Regions from separate parts of the Homo sapiens genome. Here regions 2, 3 and 4 are each linked to region 1. Evidence: chromatin contacts called from ENCODE Hi-C or POLR2A ChIA-PET data. All regions are on one chromosome and are shown on one strand. The core of a region is the stretch at or near the end of the contact, and the rest is flanking DNA. Distances in the headings are between cores, read along the strand shown.

Region 1 (3,888 bases), core at 359-2,858:
CCATGTTTGAGCTTAAGGATGATCTATCAAATTGTTTTCTAAGAAACTCATTTCACTTTGATGTCCAGTAAAGGAAATAATCTGGTAGGGGGTTGGAGTTGCTGTTGCTTGTTTATTGTCTCTATCCCCAGTCTGTAATGTTCCACAAAAGCAGAGATATTTGATGCACTGTGTACTTCCATATATTCTCCTATGATTAGAACAATATGTGACCCATTGCAGATGCTCAGTACACAATTTTTGAATGACTAAGCTTTGAGTTTTTATTTAAACACCTTTTTTTTGGATGAAAAGAAAAATTGAGAGAAGAAAATCTTAAGTATCCTAGGATCATATGTAGAATCAGAGGATTTCAACGTGCTGTATAAAAGGAGAGAGATTCTGGAACATAGGGCAAATTTTAGCAGAGTTGGGATAATGACTGGGTAAGAAAGGATAATTCTTTGTTCTAAAAGGGATTTCTCTGGTATTAAGGCCCTGTGTGAAAGCTGCTGGAGAAATTCAGTTCTGCAAAGTTTAAAGTAAATGGTTTGCTGTTTATGGAGTACTAGATTACTTAATGCAGTCCAGCCTTTATCTAGGTAAAGGTGATGCTTTTCCCATTGTGGAAGATGTTAGGATGCTAAGTTTGAATATGAAAATGTGTTGTGTGTTGTAGAGGCAATCAAATCACCATTTTGGTTGTATTTCCCATTGAGAAAATTAAAGATGCTTCTGTTTGTGTAATAATTTTGTTTTTATGAAATAAAGCGTAAAACTTCATGTGGTAAAATTTCACACTGTGATTCATTGTATTTGAGCATGCCTATGGAAAGTGATTGTTACTGTGTCAAATATTGAATGATTTGAATAATTACTAAGTTGTTCAGTTGTGTGTAGGATACTGCTGCTTTGACTTGGTAGAGAGCTTGTTCTAGCCCTGCTAGGTATGCCTAAATCTCTGTGACATAAAAAACAGGCTCTTTTAGAGTTGTGAGACTGCTACTTGAAATCAGGCAAAGCTGTGTGATTCCCAGCTGTTTCCACCACTTGAGTATTGAATAGGATTTATTAAGAAAAGTAGTGGTGTTATTCTTGGATAACTTAGTTGTATCTGTGATAAGTTTTTTTCTCCCACTCAAACCTTTCCAAATTATATCTGAAGGCAATATTTTCAGATTCATTCCTGAAATATTTAGGAACTCTGCACAGTACATTGTAGAAAGGGAAAAGAAAATTTACATTTTTTTGAGAATTACTGTGCTTGCTATTTGTGAGACTCCTTTTATTAAAGCAATTCTCATGGCTTTCTTTTTTTTGTGTGGGTAATAGCATCTCAATTTTAAATACCTGGAAAAAGAATGAGAGAGGTTGTTACTTTCTTTTTAAGATAGGCAGATTGTAAGTGACAGAAGTTGGATTTTGAATGAGTTATGTTTGAATCCAGAAATTATTTTTAATTGCTCCATGCCTATTTCCTGCTCTTTATCTTGCATCTTAGTGTGCTGAGGGAAAGGGATCAAATTCTTATGTGGTAGTAGAGAGATGCAGCAGAGTATGCTATGCTGAGACCTGACATACCTGCTCAGCAATACCGGAAATATAGAAATGAGGACAGCTTGTCGGGTAGAAGAAACAGAAACCAAGAGCTAGAAAGGCGAGACTATATAAGAGATAGGGATAGCAAGCAGCTTGAGGCTTTTGCTGATTGAGTGTCCTGTCATAAGCAGAAGATGATTTAGTTCTGTGGTCTTAGAGAAAGGTGTTTTGAGAGAGGAGTTTCACACTGCCGCTTTTCCCATTTATCTTAGTTATTTTGTTTAAAGGGATAGTCCCTTAGTTATCCACATGATACTTTTGTCTAGAATAATTTATACCATGACTTTTGCCAGATATTTCTGATTTGTGTATAGATGGTTACTGAATTCATATAGATGGAAGGATATTGTGCATAAAAATATGAGAATATAATTTTGAGGTATTTTAGCTCAAATGATCTCCAAATGCTAAAAGAACTGCAAGGTAAGGGAACAGTGAGTACTCTATATATACAATTTTACTGTGGGAAAATATACATAAAATTTACCATTCTAACCTTTTTTTTTTCTTCTTCTTTTTTTTTTTTTTTTGAGACGGAGTTTTGCTCTGTTGCCCAGGCTGGAGTGCAGTGGTGCGACCTCGGCTCACTGCAAGCTCTGCCTCCTGGGTTCACGCCATTCTCCTGCCTCAGCCTCCCGAGTAGCTGGGACTACAGGCGCCCGCTATTGTATGTTTATTAGAGGTGGGGTTTCACCGTGTTAGCCAGGATGGTCTCAATCTCCTGACCTCGTGATCCGCACACCTTGGCCTCCAGAAGTGCTGAGATTACAGGCATGAGCCACCACGCCCGGCCCTTTTTTCTTCTTTTTTGAGACGGAGTCTCACTCTGTCATCCAGGCTGGAGTTCAGTGGCACCACCTCGGCTCACTGCAACCTCTGCCTTCCGGATTCAAGCGATTCTCCTGCCACAGCCTTCCGAGTAGCTGGGATTACAGGTGTGCGCCACCACGCCCAGCTAATTTTTGTATTTTTAGCAGAGACAAGTTTCACCATGTTGGTCAGGCTGGTCTTGAACTCCTGATTTCAGGTGATCCACCTGCCTCAGCCTCCCAAAGTGCTGGGATTACAGGCGTGAAACACCGTGCTCGGCTGATTTTAACCATTTTTAAGTTTGCAGTTCAGTGGCATTAAGTACATTCACATTGTGGGATGCTTACCATCATCCATTTCCAGAACTTCTCTTCTTTCCAAACTGAAGCGCTGTACCCCTTAAGCAATAACTCCCCATCCCCCCAGCCCCTGGCAACCATCATTCTACTTTCTGTTTCTGCAAGCGTGACTAATCTGGGTACCCGTGTACTTGGAATTATGCAGTATTGTTCTTTTGTGAATGACTTATTTCACTTAGCATGATGTCCTCAAGGTTCACCCATATCGTAGCACCTGTCAGAATTTCCTTTCTTTTTAAAAAATACTAAATAATCCACTGAACATAGGTACCACATTTTGTTCGTCCTTGTATTGCTTCCTGGAAAGACTTTTAAAAGAGACACAGTATTGGCTTAGTAGACAAGGTGATCTCCCTGGCCCCCTACTTGCCCCACACTTGGGAATATATAGTCGCTAACCTCATCACTCTCAGGAGGAGATGGTAGGGAGTGGAGGTTGTATTTATTTTCGGGAAAAAAAACAGACTCCCAGGTGGTGCTGATGAATCCATCTCTTCCTACCCTTTTGTGAATAGTTGAATCTGTGTTCAAGATTCCCAAGTTTTGCCTGAATTCTAGACGTGTAGAGCCAACTCTCTAGTGGTTTTCACCTCAGTTTCAATGTTAAGAACTGTACGAACTGCCACTCTACCCCTTTCCTTGGAAGAGAAGTGGACGGGAAACCTGGAGTCCAGGATTATATAAGCCAAGGAAGCTCAGAGTTTCAAGAAGGGAGAGGTGGTCAGTGTCTAATGATGAGAAGAGGGCAAACAGGATGAATATTGAGAAGCAGTTATTTGATTTGTCAGTAAGTAGAACATTGATCTGTGGACCTTCTTCTCATGCGTCCCCTAATGCACATACTCAAAAGCTTTGTATGTAATTTTTAGGGGAATTAATCTTGAAGCCCATCCCTACGTCTCGATTAAGACCTTCTGGCTTAAAGCAGTTTTAGTTTTAGTAGCTTTGGATGGAGCCAGGTGATGAGAGAGAATGGACAAAGTGGAAGGTGAGATGGGCGGGGCATGGTGGCTCACATCTGTAATCCTAGCACTTTGGGAGGCCAGGGAGGAGAATTGCTTGAGCCCAGGATCTCGTGACCAGCCTGGGTCTCAAAACAACAACAACAAAAAACCCAAAATTTACAACTTACCTACTTTGT
Region 2 (3,863 bases), core at 469-2,968, 320 kb before region 1:
GCCACAGGAGTAGAAAGGAGTACAGTGTAGGGTCCCTCCCAACCTGGGCCTATAGAGAGAGAAAGGGAAGGGATATCACTTTTACTAGCACTAGGTCCCTTGGGTTGAACAGAGGTGGCCCTGGTTCACGGGATTGGGCCTCCAACAATTGTTTCAGTTCCTGTTGGAAATGGACCAAAGAGGTTATGTGCTTAGTTAAATTAGAGGTTTCTTGGTCTAGCAAGAGATAACTGGTGAGAAAAGGCTATCCACACATCATTTCAAAGGGACTCAAACCTAGCTTTGAAGGAGTGTTTCTGACATGTAGCAGGGCTATGGGGAGAAGGGTAGTCCAGGGGAGATGAGTCTCCTGAGACGGTTTCCTGAGGTGCCTTTTGATAATATCATTTGTCTTTTCTACCTTTCCCGGGGATTGTGGTCTCCAGGCATAATGAAGATAGTACTGTAGAACCAAGTGCCTTTGAGACCCCCTGGGTGACGGCCACCTTGAACGAGGGGCCATTATTGCTCTGGAGATACTTAGGAAGTCCAAAGCAGGGAATTATCTCATTGATTAGTACTTTTATCACCTCAGAGGCTTTCTCTGTCTGACATGGAAATGCTTCTACCCAGTTAGTGAACGTATCTATTTATAGTAGGAGGTACTGGATGCCCCTTGTCTTTGGCATATGGGTGAAATCCATTTGCCAGTCTTCCCCAAGGTAGCCGCTTGTCTTTTGAGTTCCTGGCCAAAGACGCTGTCGATTAAGGAGACTGTTTTTAAGGCAGATCTTGCCACCATTAACAACTTGTTTAACTCTTTGTATTAGATTTTTACCTGAGAACAATCTCTGGGCCAGTTGATAGGTTTTATCCTTACCTAGGTGGAAGGCCTAGTGAAGGCTTTTAAGTACTTTCCATTGGTTGGCAGCTGGTAGATGAAGCTTATTGTCCTCCGATTGTAGCCATCCTGAGGACTGCAGGATGTATCCCCAAGAGGTGGCCCATTCTATTTCTGCAAGAGAGTATTGAGGTTTTATTTCTCTGATGCGGCCCTCCCAGATCAGTAGGGCTTCAAGTGGATCAGAGACCTGGGCCCCCTTGCTGCTGATTTAGCTGCTTTGTCCTCCAGCCTATTTCCCTCGGCTATCTCATCCATCACTCTTTGATGGCCTTTACAATGTATTATTGCCAGCTCCCATGGGAGGAAAACCAAGGAAAATAGTCTTATTAATTTCCTGATGGTATTCAATGGGAGACTAATTAGCTGTGAGGAAGTTCTTCTCTTTCCAGATAGTAGCATGGGCATGGAGGACTAGGAAAGCATACTTAGAATCAGTATAAATGGGCCAGGCGCGGTGATTCACGCCTGTAATCCCAGCACTTTGGGAGGCCGAGGCAGGCGGATCACCTGAGGTCAGGAGTTCAAGACCAGCCTGACCAACATGGAGAAACCCTGTCTCTACTGAAAATACAAAATTAGCCGGGCATGGTGGCGCATGCCTGTAATCCCAGGTACCCGGGAGGCTGAGGCAGGAGAATCGCTTGAACCTGGGAGGCAGAGGTTGCAGTGAGCTGAGATTGCGCCATTGCACTCCAGCCTGGAAGTGCAATGAAGAGGAAACTCCGTCAGAAAGAGAGAGAGAGAGAGAGAGAGAGAGAGAGAGAGAGAGAGAGAGAGAGAGAGAGAGAGAAAGAATCAGTATAAATGCTGTTTTTCCTTTGCTTAACTTGAGCGCCCTCTTGAGGGCAATTAGTTTGGTTAGTTGAACACTTGTGCCCTAGGAGAGGTGCACTTTCAACTATATCGTTCATATAGCTGTTGCATACCCTGCTTTATGGGTTCTTTGTTCTACAAAAGAACTCCCGTCCGTAAAGAGAATCCAGTCTGGGTAAAACAGACTCGGGGCTGTTGCAGGGGGCACAGTGGGAGTGAGATCAGCTCTTTGGTTTGTGTGGGAGCTGGGTGGGGCCTGTGACTGCCGGCTTTCCCCCACTTCCCTGACAACTTGCATGACTCAGCAGAGGCAGCCATAATCCTCCTAGGAACACAACTTCAGTGACCTGGGAATCTCACCCCCATCCCCCATGGCAGCCGCAGCAAGACCCGCCAAGGAGAGCACGCCTAGCCCTGCTCCCACCTGATGGTCCTTCACTACCCACCCTGGTAGCAGAAGGCAAAGGACATATAATCTTGGGAGTTCTACAGCCGTGCCTACTGCCAGTCCCTCTCCACACTATTATAGTTGATGCTTTCTGGAAAGCACCACCTCCTGGCAGGAAGCCAACCAGCACAAAAATAGAGCATTAAACCAACAAAGCTAAGGACCCCCATGGAGTCCATTGCACCCTCCACCACCTCCACCAGAACAGGTGCTGGTATCCATGGCTGAAAGACTCACAGATGGTTCACATCACAGGACTCTGTGCAGACAACCCCCAGTACCAGCCTGGAGCCGGATTGACTCACTGGGTGGCTAGACCCAGAAGAGAGACAACAATCACTGGAGTTCAGCTCACAGGAAGCCACATCCCCAGAAAAGGGGGAGAATACTATATCAAGGGAACACCCCATGGGACAAAAAAATCTGAACAACAGCCTTCAGCCCTAGACCTTCCCTCTGACAGAGGCTACACAAATGAGAAGGAACCAGAAAACCAGCCCTGGTAATATAAGAAAACAAGGCTTGTCAACACCTCCCAAAAATTACACTGGTTCACCAGCAATGGCTCCAAACCAAGAAGAAATCCCCTATTTACCTGGAAAAGAATTCAGGAGGCTAGTTATTAAGCTAATCAGGGAGGGACCAGAGAAAGGCGAAGCCCAATGCAAGGAAATCCAAAGAAATGATGCAAGAAGTGAAGGGAGAAATATTCAAGGAAATAGATAGCCTAAAGAAAAAACAATCAAAAATTCAGAAAACTTTGGACACACTTTTAGAAATGCGAAATGCTCTGGAAAGTCTCAGCAATAGAATTGAACAAGTAGAGGAAAGAAACTCAGAGCTCGAAGACAAGGTCTTTGAATTAACCCAATCCAACAAAGACAAAGAAAAAAGATTAAGAAAATATGAACAAAGCCTCCAAGAAGTCTGAGATTATGTTAAACACCCAAACCTAAGAATAATCAGTGTTTCTGAGGAAGAAAACAATTCAAAATGCTTGGAAAATATATTTGGGGGAATAATCAAGGAAAACTTCCCCAGCCATGCTAGAGACCTAGACATGCAAATACAAGAAGCGCAAGGAACACCTGGGAAATTCATCACAAAAAGATCATCGCCTAGGCGCACTGTCATCAGGTTATCCAAAGTTAAGACAAAGGAAAGAATCTTAAGAGCTGTGAGACAGAAGCACCAGGTAACCTGTAAAGGAAAACCTATCAGATTAACAGCAGATTTCTCAGCAGAAACCCTACAAGCTAGAAGGGATTGGGGCCCTATCTTCAGCCTCCTCAAACAAAACAATTATCAGCCAAGAATTTTGCATCTGGCAAAACTAGGCATCATATATGAAGGAAAGATACAGTCGTTTCAGACAAACAAATGCTGAGAGAATTCGCCATTACCAAGCCACCACTACAAGAACTGCTAAAAGGAGCTCTAAATCTTGAAACAAATCCCGAAAACACATCAAAACAGAACCTCTTTAAAGCATAAATCACACAGGACCTGTAAACCAAAAATACAAGTTAAAAAGCAAAACAAACAAACAAAGTATGCAGGCAACAAAGAGCATGATGAATGCAACGGTACCTCACATTTCAATACTAACTGAATGTAAATGGCCTAAATGCTCCACTTAAAAGATACAGAACCGCAGAATGGATAAGAACTCACCAACTGGCCGGGTGCGGTGGCTCTCTCCCGTAATCCCAGCACTTT
Region 3 (4,405 bases), core at 696-3,195, 330 kb after region 1:
AACAACCCTGGGCCACCTGCTTTTCTCCCTGCAGCAAGGTTTTGATTAAGGGCTGCTCATCCTCCCAAGTCGGTGGTACCAGCTCACCTGGTGGATGGGCTCCTTCCTTTTTATGCCAAGAGTCTCTGATGCCTCCTTATTTTCCACTTGGGAGAAATGTTTCAGTTCACAGGTGGAGAAGAAGGTCTTCCTTAGTGGGATCCCAGTGCCAGAGCACCAGGCCCACTGGCCTGGAGAAGATTGAAGGGAAGGTTGGACCAATAAGCTGCGAACAAAGGTTGTGGGTGCAGACAGGTTGGCTCTTACAGTCGAGATTCAGCCTCTGGACTGCTGCTGGGGGAGTGGGGGCTTCGTTGGGCTAAGGCTTGGGGTGATGGCTACAGGGACACCTCCGACACTGGTGGTCACAATGAGAGGGCTGCCCACTGCTCTCATCTAATAAGCCAGGCGAGTCCAACACTGGGGATAGAGATGTCATTTGAGAGGCCTCCCCCACCCACATCCCTACCCCATCCCTAGTATTCTCTTCTTTCCAGCAGGTTAGACAAGTTCAGCCACATTTTGGCTTTCAAGGCTCAAATGGAAGAAAACAAAAATTCCCCAGGGCACGGTGGCCTGAGATGTCTAGATTCACATCCAGAACCCTTTCTGTGGGAAGGGAACTCCTGGCTTCCTTTCATCAGCACTGGCTCACCAAGTCCTGCGTGGCCAGAACTTGGCAGGTTGCCATGGATACCTGGAAGTGCTGTCCCAGCAGACAGCAGAGGCTTGCTGGGGCCAGGAGAATGTGGGGGCACCTGAACTGCTGGCCAGAAAGGCTAGATAAACAGGCCCCCCTGCCACCCTCATTTTGATCAGACCCCCTCCACCAGTCTCCTAAAACAGGGCTTTCCAAACTTTACCGGGCACAGGAATCCCCCTCTCCGCCGACCTAGTTAAAATGCAGATGCTGGCCGGGCGCGGTGGTTCACGCCTGTAATCCCAGCACTCTGGGAGGCCGAGGCGGGTGGATCACAAGGTCAAGAGATCAAGACCATCCTGGTCAACATGGTGAAACCCCGTCTCTACTAAAAATACAAAAAATTAGCTGGGCATGGTGTAGTCCCAGCTACTCAGGAAGCTGAGGCAGGGGAATCGCTTGAACCCAGAAGGTGGAGGTTGCAGTGAGCCAAGATTGTGCCACTGCACTCCAGCCTGGGCGACAGAGTGAGACTCCATCTCAAAAAAAAAAAAAAAAAAAAAAAAGCAGATGCTGATTCAACAGGTCTGGGGCGGGGGGTAGAAGGCGCTGAGATTCTGTTTTCCTAACGAGCTCTCAGGTACTGCTGCTGGTCCACCGGCCACACTGAGTAGCCAGGGCCTAAACTGAGTCCTGGTGGGTTTCAGAAACCTCAGCCAGATTCTGAAGGTCCCATTCCTGGACCCACTGCCTTAGGCCACCACTACCAGCCCTAACCCCAGTGGGAACCTCTTGCCTTCTTGTAGTGGAAGGACTCTCTCCAGTCCGTTTTTGTATCATTCACCATCAACCACTTCAAAGAAAGGAAATCAGCAGCCGGCATTTTGGGGAAACATTTTAAGCTGTCCTGTCCCTTCTCCAGCTCTCCAAGTTATATAATGCGTCCTTGTTGAAAATGCTGATAATGCTGTTTGGGTGGCAGGAAGCCAATTTCAGGCTACATATTGCTTGGGGCTGGGGCTGGGGTCAGGGAACGGGGCAGGGTCTGGGGAAGGTTTAAGGAGAGAAAGGGGCCAGGCAGATGGAGAGAGGACAGGAGGGCCAGGGTGGTCAAGGCCCGGGGATAAAGCCGATTGGTATGTCAGCAAAATCTGTCACTGGCTTTAGTGATTCGAAAGGCAGACACATTCTTTCATCTCTGTTAATCCTCATGTGATACAGAGGATTTTCCTGCCATTAAATCTGGAGAAAGAAAAATAAGCACTCAAACCTGCACAAGTAACTATTCCTCTTCACCCCTTCCTCCCGTCCCCCCACCCCCACCTTTACTTCTCTCTCAAACCATTTTCAGCATCTGTGGCTGCCTGACTTGGGAGATGGATGGGCTGAGGGAGTGGAGGGGGACCTCAGAGGAGCAGGACCAGGGAGACTCCCAGGACGGTAAGCAACATTTGAGGACCATTCACTAACGCTTCTCTGCAGGGGTTTCCTCTCCATCCATTTCCTTGCTGGGTTGTCAGTGATGCCATCTGAGTTGCTGTCAGGGCTGTAGCCTGACAAAGGGTTTCCTAATAGATCCAAACTGTCCATTTGTGGGGAGCTTCTGATTTTCTGTTGTTACTGGTTTCCCTTAGCCCAACACCAGGGTCATTAAGAAGGAAGGAATGTGAGGAAGAAAGAAAGGCAGGGCATTCAGGAAGAAGTGTGGAGGCATGGGAGGGTTCTCATGGGGCCCTCCTGGGCACTGGGTGACCTGTCCTTTCTCCCCTCAGGTAGGGGTCCCACGGCTGGGTGGTCCTAAGCCACTGGGTGGATGAAAGGCCGAGGGATGTTGGTCCTGCTTCTGCATGGTGAGTTCTCCTGCCGGTGGGTGCAAGGGTTGGGAAGAGGGGTGGAAGCCACAGAGCTTCTGCCCAAAGAGTCTTTAAAGTGGCTTCTGGGACAGCGGTATCTGGACACTTCTGATCAGGTTTCACTGACCCTGTGATCGTGGGGGAGGGGATAGAGAAAGCAAGAAAACAGCAGGTGGTGGGGATTTTTGTTTCCTAAAAACAAAACTCCTGAGCCGAATATATGAAATAGTCCTCTTGGTGATTTTCTTATTCTAATTTCAGATATGAATTCATTGGTGTGATAACCAAAAGCTACAGTGCTACAGTGTTTTTTTGTTTTGTTTTGTTTTTGGAGATGGAGTCTCGCTCTGTCACCCAGGCTGGAGTACAGTGGTGCGACCTCGGCACACTGCAAGCTCCGCCTCCCGGGTTCACGCCATTCTCCTGCCTCAGCCTCCCGAGTAGCTGGGAGTACAGGTGCCCGCCACCACGCCTGGCTAATTTTTTGTATTTTTAGTAGAGACGGGGTTTCACCATGTTAGCCAGGATGGTCTCGATCTCCTGACCTCGTGATCTGCCCGCCTCGGCCTCCCAAAGTGCTGGGATTACAGGCGTGAGCCACCGTACGGTGGTTTTTTCTTTTCTTTTCTTTTCTTTTTTTTTTTTTTTGAGACAGAGTCTCACTCTCGCCCAAGCTGGGGAGCAGTGGCATGGATCTTGGCTCACTGCAACCTCCGCCTCCCGGGTTCAAGTGATTCTCGTGCCTCAGCCTCCTGAGTAGCTGGAACTATAGGCACCTGCCACCACGCCCAGCTAATTTTTTGTATTGTTAGTAAAGACGGGGTTTCGCCATATTGCCCAGGCTGGTCTTGAACTCCTGACCTCAGGTGATCTGCCTGTCTCGGCCTCCCAAAGTGCTGGGATTGCAGGCATGAACCACCGTGCCCAGCCTACAGTGGTTTCTAATCACATTATTTTAAGCTCATTTAGTTAAAAACAAAAGTCCCTTTAAAAAACCACCTTCCTAAAGGAAAAAGAAAAAATGAAAAATGCCTTGGAATTATAGGATTATGGATATTGAAGTTATTTTTCAAAGTTTCTCGCTCTGTTATGTGCACTTTAATATACCAAGAAGACTCGTTATGAAATATTTTCCCTGGCTCTAGCTGTTCCAATCTGACTGAGATAGCCCAAGGAAAAATCCTTTAAATTCTTCAGTAAATGATTCTACACAAAGAATCTGTTTTTTTCTGACCCTCAAGTGAATTTAATTATTTGAGATATGATGATCTATGTAATAGACCTCTGTATGCGATGCTGATAGAGAACATTTTACCAGATCATCTAAAACAGGAGTAATGGAGTTTTCTTCCTCTTTATTCCACCTTTTCAAAAACCGGAACTTGCTCTGTTCAGTCAACCAACAGGCATACACTGTGTGCCTTCAAAACGCTCGAGAGATATTTATGAGGGATATAATAGCATGCTCTTTGTCTTTGAGAAAATTCTTTTATAAGAGATTCAATAAATAAGCAATAAAAAAAATTGGAGCAAGGCACGTGGAACACTGTGATAAATAGGACATGACTTCCTACCTCGAAGAGGTTCTAAAGAACAGAGGTTGATATTTATATAATTACTAACAGTCAACTTCTTGCCATTCCTCCTACCTTGAAAAAAAAATGAAACTTGATTGACTCATTGGGGCACAATGTTTGCTTCCAACAGCCAGTATCATTTTAAACGTGCACCAAAAGCTCTACCGTTCCTCACAGAAAGCAGACCGTATTCATAGCCTGCACACTTCAAAACAGGAACTGTCCCTGCTACAGAAACCCGAAATATATCCAGACTTCTTGTGACAAGTTGGAGAGCTCAGCGGTGACATCATTTG
Region 4 (3,929 bases), core at 902-3,401, 360 kb before region 1:
ATAGAATCAGTCTGGAAGTATTTCCTCTTCTTCATTTTTTTGGGAAAAAGTGTGAGGAGGATTTGTATTAGTTATTTAAATATTTGGTAGAATTCGACTGTGAAGCCATCTGGTCCTGGGCTTTTCTTTGATGGGAGATGTCTTATTATTGAGTCAATCTCATTGCTTATTATTGGTTTGTTCATATTTTCTGTTTCTTCTTGATTCAGTCTTGTTAGGTGTATGTTTCTAGGAATTTATCCATTTCTTCTAGGTTAACCAAATTTTTGGCATATAACTGCACATAACAGTCTCTTATGGTCCTTTGTATTTCTGTGACATCAGTAATATCTCCTCTCTTATTTCTGATTTTCTTTATTTTAGTCTTCTCTCTTTTTTTCTTAGTTGGTCTGGCTAAAGGTTTGTCAATTTTGTTTACATTTTCAAAGAACCAACTTTTAGTTTGGTTGATGTTTTCTATCATCTTTTTAGCCACTATTTCATTTATTTCTGCTCTGATCTTTATTATTTCTTTCCTTCTACTGATTTTGGGCTTAGTTCGTTCTTCTTTTTCTAGTTCCTTGAGGCATAAGGTTAGGCTGTTTATTTGAGATTTCTTTTTTTTTTTGATGTAGGCATTTGTTGTTACAACTTCCTTTGGTGATGTCTGTGTAGCCTTGCATTTGAAGGAGCAAACCCTTCTTTCAGTCTTTACAGATACATTTTGGCAAGTTAAAGTGTTCTCCTGTTAGGTATTGTATTAGTCCATTCTCACGTTGCTATAAAGAAATATCTGAGACTGGGTAATTTATAAAGAAAAGAGGTATAGTTGGCTCACGGTTCTGCAGGCTGTACAGGAAGCATAGTGGCTTCTGCTTCTGGGGAGGCCTCAGGAAGCTTCCAATCATGGCAGAAGGCAAAGGGGGTATGAGGTGTCTCACATGGTGGGAGCAAGGAGCAATAGAGAGAGGGAGGAGGTGCTGTACACTTTTAACAACCAGATCTCATGAGAACTCTATCAAGACCATGAGGACGGTACAAAGGGGGATGTGCTAAACCATTCATGAGAAATGCACACCCATAATCCAACCACCTCCCACCAGGCCCCACCTCCAACACTGGGGATTACAATTTGACATGAGATTTGGTGGGGGTACAAATCCAAACCATACCAGGTATCTGGGTTGATGAGATTGCCTCCAGGATCCCAGTTGAGTAGGGTTGAATCTAGATCATGTTGCTGGTGCCGGGTCTGCAGTGGAGACCAAAGTTAGTGGGCATGGGTCCTATATGGTTCCCTAGTGGAGTGGACTATTTCCAGGATCTTGGTCTGTGGGGCTGGTGCTAGGATGAGGATCCACTTCAGGATTCACAGATGGCAGGCCTGTTACCAGGTGCACTGATGGGTGTGGCTTCCTCTGTGATTCTGAGAGAGCTGCTGTTGGATCACTGGATGAGTCCCTAGGCTGGCCATATTGCTCTGGTCCATGGCTGAGAGGGGCTAGAACAGAGACACAGGATTGTTTCAGGGTCCGCAGCTGAGATCGAGATCTTCAGTCCTGTCTCCAGGGTCAGGGGTGGGTGTGTCTCCCGGTGGGCTTCTGGGTGAGCAGACCTGCCATCAGACTGCAATTGAGAAGGGCTGGAGTCTATTTATAGGGCTGTTTCAAGATCCACAATGAGATCGAGGTCAAGGAATCAGCCTTCAGGGACACTGCGAGACATGCCTCCCTCCAGGACCAAGATCCAGGGACTCAGAAGGGCACGTCTCCTGGCGGGATCCCAGCTGGGCAGAACTGTTCCCAGACCACAGCTGGGAGGGGCTGAAACTGAGCTTCAGTGCTATTTCAGAAACTGCTGTGTGACTGATATTGGCAAGCCCAACCTGGTGGCACCATCAGGCAAGACTCCCAACAGTTCCCTATGTGGGAAGGATTGCTCCAGGACTGCAGCTGAGAGGGGCTGGAGCTGAGATTCAGGGCTCCTTTAAGAACCACTAGGAGACAGAGTTTGGCAAGCCTGTCCCAGTGTGTCTCCCAGCAGTTTCCTGCATAGGTGGAATAGCTCTGGACTGAAGCTGAGACAGAGCCTTTTCAGGGTCTGCTATGGGATGTAGGCTGGCAAGCCTGTCCTGGTGACATAGACAGTCACGTCTCGCAGCAGTTCTCTGTGCTTTTGGGTTTGTTCCCAGACTGGGCTAGAGTCAAGCTTCCGCGCCCCTTCAGGATCTGCTGTGGGAAGGAAACTGGCAAGCCTGTCACAGTGGCTCAGACAGGCTAGTCTCCCAGCAGTTCTCTGCGTGGGTGGAAATACTCCTGGGCTGTGGCAGAGAGGAGCTGGAGCTGAGACAGGGCCCCTTCAGGATCTACTATGGGATGGAGGCCAGCAAGCCTGTCCCAGTGGCACATATGGGCAAATTTCCCTCTGGGTCCTTGTGCAAGTAGTACTAATCTGGGACCACTATTGAGAAGGGCTGGGGCCCAGTTACAGGATAGCTTTTGGGTATACTACCTAGACCAATTTTGGCAGGCCTGTCTGTTGAGGCACTAGTGTGCCTGATTCCTCCCAGACCCTTGGCAAATGGTTTTGGTAGCAGGCTCAAGGCCAAATGGTGTTGTAGCCAAACCCTTAGAAGAACAGGGCTATTTCCAGGTATGAAGCCAGGATAGCAGTCAGCTGGTCTGCCACCTAGGTATGGGTCTGCACTCTCAAAATGACCCTCCTAGGTCTTGGGCTCCACTGGGTTTCACAACTTCCTAACTGTATCCCAGGGATCCCACAAAGACACTTTTGTCTGTGGATGGGTACAGAATTCTTGTTGTGGGAGGATATGAGCGAGGGAACCTCCTATTCTGCCATTATTGCTCTCTCCTGTTTCCTGTTACAAGTTTTTTAGCTTAACCTTTTATATTTAGGTCTCTATTCCATTTTGAGTTAATTTTTGAGTATGGTATGCATGTAGATATCCAATTTTCTCAGCACTATTTGTTGAAAAGACTATCTGTCCTTTCCCCATTGAAATGCCTTGCACTTTTGTCAAAAGCCAATTGACCATAAATGTAAAGGTTTAGTTCTAGATTCTCAATTCTGTACCTTTGATCTGTATGTCTGTCTTTATGCCAGCACAACACTGTATTGATAACTGAGCTTTGTAATAAGTTTTGAAATTGAGAGGTAAAAGTCCTCCAACTTCGTTCTTCATTTTCAAAATTGTTTTGGATATACTGGATCTATTTCATTTAATTTCAGGATCAGTATGAAGTCAGAAACTGTGAAGGGTCTGAGATTTCACCCTACTTGCAAACTAACAAATTAGTTTGTGAACAGTTTCACATATATATGCTGACAGAAGATATCAGACCCCTGTGTTAAGGACAGATGGTTTATAACTCATGGCAAAAGCAGCATCCGGAGTACCAACTCACTAGTGCCTAATTCCCCACGCCCCAGTTCTCCACAGGGCAACACAAATGAGAGCCAGATGTTTACCTGCATAAACAATGGGTTTCACCATAGGAAAAAAAATCCCCAAATTAGGAGGCTCTGAAGTTATGTAAGGTTTGCTGGCACATCTGCCCATCCTCCCCTTTAGGAAGGGAGAGATAATGACTTTATCTTTTCTCTTGAATATAAACAAATCTTCACTGGAGAGGGGAGTGGAAGGCCTCTAGGTTTATTATCCTGAAATGTAAGCAAATGTCTACTGGGTATACACAGCTCGAAATCTCTAGCTTCCAAGGCCTTTGCCATTCAAACATGCTCTTTGTTCAGAAGACCTGGACTGTGTGGAGCTGTGAAATATTCATGGAGAATTGTCTCCCAGCAATCAATTTGTCAATTTCCTCAAAAAAAATCTGTTGGAATTTTGATAGAGATTGTGTTAATCTACAAATCAATTTGGAGAGAATTGCCATATTACTGAGTTTTCCAATCTATGATCATGGGATGTC

Evidence for each region. A loop is a pair of places that touch in the nucleus more often than their neighbours do. ChIA-PET counts read pairs that join two places held with the same protein, here RNA polymerase II (POLR2A). Pooled maps may share reads with other maps.
Region 2: a loop to region 1 is called in a map of mammary epithelial cell, with 18 times the contacts of the local background. The contact joins two enhancer-like sites. A Hi-C loop is called at or near these places in 22 of 168 maps with a recorded cell type or tissue (B cell, CD4-positive, alpha-beta T cell, CD4-positive, alpha-beta memory T cell and 15 more), 24 of 37 single-sample maps with no recorded cell type and 27 of 50 pooled maps. POLR2A ChIA-PET finds 5 or more read pairs at or near these places in 3 of 52 experiments (activated B cell, activated CD4-positive, alpha-beta T cell and naive thymus-derived CD8-positive, alpha-beta T cell).
Region 3: a map with no recorded cell type shows a loop between it and region 1 (5-fold over the local background). The contact joins the promoter of NYX here to the enhancer-like site in region 1. A Hi-C loop is called at or near these places in 8 of 37 single-sample maps with no recorded cell type and 4 of 50 pooled maps.
Region 4: a loop to region 1 is called in a pooled map, with 3 times the contacts of the local background. The contact joins two enhancer-like sites. A Hi-C loop is called at or near these places in 1 of 168 maps with a recorded cell type or tissue (MCF 10A) and 3 of 50 pooled maps. POLR2A ChIA-PET finds 5 or more read pairs at or near these places in 2 of 52 experiments (GM12878 and activated T-cell).

What each region holds. Positions count from the first base shown.
Region 1 is chrX:41,115,488-41,119,375 of GRCh38, forward strand. All of the region lies in intron 1 of USP9X (ubiquitin specific peptidase 9 X-linked), which reads left to right. Among named protein-coding and RNA genes, the nearest start is that of USP9X, 32 kb to the left of the region's middle. RefSeq lists an enhancer at 1,556-1,615. Within about 2 kb of position 1,609, at least 2 of the 41 ENCODE cell types and tissues checked have a DNase peak (open chromatin) inside an H3K27ac peak, as active enhancers do.
Region 2 is chrX:40,792,498-40,796,360 of GRCh38, forward strand. No RefSeq gene overlaps it. Among named protein-coding and RNA genes, the nearest start is that of MED14OS, 59 kb to the left of the region's middle. Within about 2 kb of position 1,719, at least 7 of the 41 ENCODE cell types and tissues checked have a DNase peak (open chromatin) inside an H3K27ac peak, as active enhancers do.
Region 3 is chrX:41,445,398-41,449,802 of GRCh38, forward strand. NYX (nyctalopin) reads left to right here and starts at 1,946. Exons shown (of 3, transcript NM_001378477.3): 1 at 1,946-2,119; 2 at 2,452-2,529. The coding sequence starts at 2,508. RefSeq lists an enhancer at 22-71.
Region 4 is chrX:40,753,585-40,757,513 of GRCh38, forward strand. No RefSeq gene overlaps it. Among named protein-coding and RNA genes, the nearest start is that of MED14OS, 20 kb to the left of the region's middle. Within about 2 kb of position 2,152, at least 9 of the 41 ENCODE cell types and tissues checked have a DNase peak (open chromatin) inside an H3K27ac peak, as active enhancers do.